Regions from separate parts of the Homo sapiens genome. Here region 1 is linked to region 2. Evidence: read pairs that join two places in POLR2A ChIA-PET (ENCODE). Cell type or tissue: Panc1. All regions are shown on one strand.

Region 1 (2,500 bases), 160 kb before region 2:
CACATGTGGCCTAGTCATACAGTTTTGATGGAACTAAATTCAGGAACTGCAGTGTAAAAACTGTGAGCTTAACATGTAATCAAAGTGAGTTTTAAACTTTTTATATCTAAGCACAGTTTCACTTCAAAGCACCCAAGGCAGTGACAAATAGATATTCTGAATGGTTGCAGCAAGAAATAAGCTATCGTGCCGGTAATTTAAATGTTTCTATTTCTATGATAACTGTTCTTTTGACAGCTTTATCTAAAACTAGAAAGAAAAAGGAGATAGAGGGATATTAGAAGAAACTTCTTAGTAATTCAAAGTGAGAATGCCAGTAGAAGAAAGGGCCCTATGAAATGAAAGTGAAAGAACCAATAAACACTCTTCGGCAACAGAAACACTGAATTTACTATTACCTCTCATCACTAAGTACTAACAGTGTTGAACAGGCCAGGAACAGTGGCTCACGCCTGAAATCCCAGCACTTTGGGAGCCCACGACAGGAGGATCACTTGAGGCCAGGAGCTCAAGACCAGCCTGGGCAACATAGTTGAGACTCCATCTCTACAAAAAATTTTAAAAATTAGCCAGGTGTGGTGGTATGTGCCTGTAGTCCCAGCTACTTAGGAGGCAGAGGCAGGAGGATCACTTGAGCCCAGGAGTTCAAGGCTGCAGTGAGCTATGATTATGCCACCACACTCCAGCCTAGGCAACAGAGTGAGGCTCTGTCTCTAAAAGAAAAAAATGTTGACAGCTTCCGCAGACAGCTATGATGGAGTAACAGAGACCAGATTTACCATGGGCCTTCAAAAGAAGTTTTAAAAAGACAAAATATATGAAAAAGCAGTTTGAAGATATCGGACAACTAGCAGCCCAAAACAGTGAACCCCGAGGGAAGGGAACAGAGGTGAGTGGTACAGCTGCCCAGCTTCCTGCCTGTGGAGAGCTGGCAGCACAGGGATGGAGAACCGAAACACAGCCCAAGGAATTGATGAGACAGAGCTGAGCACTCCAGGAGGCTAGGCGGCCAGAATTCACAGAAAGAGTACTGGCGAATAACCAGGGAGGACAGGAGAGCAGAAAGCTGTACACTGAGAGAGAGAGAAAAAACGCTCCAGACTAGCTGACAATTCCCCTCGAGTCTTCGGCTGAGTACTGAGCAGCATGTGCACATGCAGAAACTCCCCAAGGCAAGGGAAAGAACCACTGGCCAGAAGCAGGTGGAATTATCACTGGAAAATACACACAGGTCCAGAATGGTTTGTCTCCCAACAAGCCAGAGTGGAAATGCCTCACAATACACAAGTACTCAAGTACTCAGAAGAGCACTGCCTCAGTAGGGAGGAAAAATTAGCCCTAGAACCACGAAAGGTTGCTCAGTCCTGCCTAAAAAGCTTAAAGACAAGTCTTCAAAAGCAGGGTCAGCAAACTTTCTGTAAAGGATCAGATAATAAATATTTGGAGCTTGGCAGGCCACAAAGTCTCTCAGTCACAACTATTCTGTAGTGATACCACAAAAGCAAACACAGCCAAGTGAATAGGCATGGCCAGAGTTGGCTACAGGTAGTAGTTTGCTAAATCCTGCTCAAGAACATCACACTACAACAAGTAACTGTCCCAGAACAAAATCAAAAATACACAAAGGAATTAAAAATATCCAGTATATAACAAGGTAAATCCCATACTACTAGTATCCAATAAAATATTACCAGGTATGCAAAGAAACAGAACAACATGACTCATGATTAGAAGAAAAAAAAAATCAGCAAGGCATGGTAGCTCACATCTGTAATCCCAGAGCTTTGTGAGGCTGAGGTCAGTGGATCACCTGAGGTCAGGAGTTTGAGACCAGCCTGGCCAACATGGTGAAACCCTGTCTCTACTAAAAATACAAAAATTAGCCAGGCGTGGTGGAGCACACCTGTAATTCCAGCTACTTGGGAGGCCAAGGCAGGAGAATCACTTGAACACAGGGACGGAGGCTACTGTAAGCTGAGATCACACCACTGCACTCCAGCCTCAGTGACAGAGTGAAAATTTGTCTCAAAAAAGTAAAAAATTAAAAAATCAAAATCAAAAGGTCTAAACAAACCCAGAAATGACATAGGATGATATTGGTAGAGACATTAAAGCCACTCATTGTAACTGTATTCCATGTGTTCAAGAGGTGCAGGAAAGCATGAGCCTGTTAAGCAAAGACATAGAAAATATAAAAACATCCGGCCAGGTGCGGTGGCTCACGCCTGTAATCCCAGCACTTATGGGAGGCCGAGGCAGGCAGATCATGAGGTCAAGAGATCGAGACCATCCTGGCCAACATGATGAAACCCTGTCTCTACTAAAAATACAAAAATTAGCTGGGCATGGTGGCATGCGCCTATAGTCCCAGCTACTCGGGAGGCTGAGGCAGGAGAATCACTTGAACCCATGAGGCAGAGGTTGCAGTGAGCCGAGATCACGCCACTGCACTCCAGCCTGGTGACAGAGCGAGACTCTGTCTCAAAACAAAAAAAAAAAA
Region 2 (2,500 bases):
TATTTGAGTTGAAAATGGCCTTTAAGACCTGTCACAGAAAGGCCTATCAGGCTTCTTTTTATCACCACACTGTTCCTCCTACACTTTCCTCCTCCTGGAACCCTTTTTCTATCTGTCTTTGGACAGAGCCCTAGTCCACTTTTTTTTTTGAGACAGGGGAGTGCTCTTTTGCCCAGGTTCTGGAGTGCAGTGGCGCGATCATGGCTCACTGCAGCCTTGAACTCCTGGGCTACAGTGATCCTCCTAGCTCAGCCTCCGGAGTAGCTGGGACTACAGGGATGTGTCAACACGCCTGGCTAATCTTTTATTTTTTGTAGAGATGGAGTTTCACTATGTTGCCCAGGCTGGTCTTGAACTCCTGGGCTTAAGTGATTCTCCTGCCTCAGCCTTGCAAAGTGGTGGGTTTACAGATGTGGGCCACCATGCCTGGCCACTATTATTTATTTATGCTAGTTACTTTATATATTTTTAATTCCATGTCAAGTGGGTTTTCTTATTGACTCCTTATAGATCAGGAAAGTGAAGCACAGAAAGGTGAAGTAACTTGTCCAAGATCACACAGCTAGGAAGCTGCATAGCCAAGATTTGAACTCATATCTCTTGAACTCAAGAGGCCGGCCTTTTCAACTAGTCTTATAATTGAAAATAAATGGTTACAAATGACCCACATGCAGATAATGAAGAATTGGCCAGAGAGTGTGTGTTTGCCCACTCGCTTGGACTGCAAATCAGGCTTTAGGGGTAGAAGAAGATCTCAGGGTTCATGGGTTTTTGGGTCTCAGATTTGGACTCAGATCTTTAGGTTCACAAATTTTTCTCAGTTCTCTTAGAGAGAATCAGGCTCTGTTGAACTGAATCATTGTAACCAGTCTCACAAGAAGCTAAAAAAAAAAAAAAAAGACTAGAATGCTAATTTATTAGTGTCTATGGATTTAGAGAAGTAACAACCACACCAGCACAGATGTCAGATGGTTAGAATGACCAATAGGGAAACTAAGTTGAAATAAGAAGGTTGCAGAGTGAGTTTATTTCCTGCCTCCTTGCAAAAAGGATTTGAGTCCATTGCAACGGGAGCTGCTATTTTTAAGGAATACAGTCACCACTGAGGCATGGTGAGTCACTCTCAACTAAAAGGCTGTATCTGCCAAACTGGCAGGAAGACTCATTGAGTCATCAATGCTCTATCTCTCTTGGACAATGCTGGAGAAAGTCTTTTCTCTCAACTCTTCATTTTCAATATTCCATTAAAACATCAGTATCAGGCTTCACTTTATTGGCTTGGGATTGTGAAGTTGCTCTATTGACTCTAATTATTCCCTGCCCAGCATTACAGTTGCAGTTTGTGCAGCTGTCACCAGGGAATGGCAATGCCTCAGGCTTAATTATGTAGGAATGGGGTGATTGGTCAGTCTTTCCATTGATGTAAATAATTCAGGAAAAGTAACACAACCAAGTGAAGTGAATGATGCTTTTTCTAGAAAAAAAAAATTCTCACTTATAAAAATGTGCTACACAGTTGGGATTGTGAAGGAAAAAAATGCGAAAATCTGGTGTAAGAGTCAAGATTGAGGGCAGGAGAAAGAAATGACTCAAGATGTCTTAACTTCCAAGGGATTTAATTCAGGGAATGGCTGTTTACACAATAATTGGAAGGTCTAAGGGTATGGGCTTTAGACTAGGTTTCCAGAAATGACTCCCAGAAAAAAGCAGAACTGACCCACCAGAAGAGCTACTACCTCTGAGGCCACCACTAGGGCTACTGATTTCAACTGTGAGACTGTTCCCGTATCAGGAAGCCACACTAAACAAGCAGCTTGGCTTCAAAATGAGTTTCAAGATGTAACCTTGAAGCAAACTGCAGAAGCCTTCAAAAAAATAAACTCCACATCCCTCTCTTTCTCACCGCATACACTCCCTCCACATTTGTCTAACGGTACGCTAGTATCTAATTATGTGCCTTCTTAGAAGTTCCAGGGGCTAATCTTGAGATGGGCAGACCAAGCCTGGAGACCCAGCTGCAAAATTCCAGAGATTATCTCAAGGTGGCTAGTGAACAACCCAGCCATTGTGGAGATGATGTCAGCCCATGCTCCAGGTAGACTGAGACCCAAGACAGCCACTGGAATGAGACACACAGACATTGTATTCAGTCTAATTCTTGCATGTCTTCCATACCAAGTTTCCCCTTTTTAATCCCTTGCCCCTTGTCTTTCCCCCCAAATTCAAAGTGGTCACTTTGGATGGGAATCCAGCCACTTCCCATTACTAGTTTTGGTTAATAAAGTCACTTTCTTTCCACCAGACCTTGCTCTTGTTGAACTCTGTAGGCAACAAGCAACCGGACCCGCATTTGGTTACAGCGCTGCTCCTCACGCTGCCTCTAGACACGCAGAAGGCTGGAAAATGGATGCAGAAAGGCTGAAAAGCCTCATGTTCCTACTACCTTGTTTGCCAATGACATCAAAGGCTTGTCATGGAACAGGAAGTTGGTCTCCACCAG

What was found. Peaks named below come from ENCODE experiments on the same cell type or tissue, not always from the same donor. Only the 100,000 strongest peaks of a DNase experiment are listed, where the experiment ranks them.
Region 1: POLR2A ChIA-PET joins it to region 2 with 5 read pairs; 2 of 35 experiments call an interaction of 5 or more read pairs at or near these places.

What each region holds. Positions count from the first base shown.
Region 1 is chr4:25,329,537-25,332,036 of GRCh38, reverse strand. The region is part of intron 3 of ZCCHC4 (zinc finger CCHC-type containing 4); the gene reads right to left. Among named protein-coding and RNA genes, the nearest start is that of ZCCHC4, 18 kb to the right of the region's middle. RefSeq lists an enhancer at 470-539. In Panc1, no CTCF peak of the experiment used is centred here; no DNase peak of the experiment used is centred here; H3K4me3 peaks cover 949 bases; H3K27ac peaks cover 609 bases.
Region 2 is chr4:25,172,304-25,174,803 of GRCh38, reverse strand. All of the region lies in intron 1 of SEPSECS-DT (SEPSECS divergent transcript), which reads right to left. Among named protein-coding and RNA genes, the nearest start is that of SEPSECS-DT, 13 kb to the right of the region's middle. In Panc1, no CTCF peak of the experiment used is centred here; a DNase peak (open chromatin) is centred at 1,093.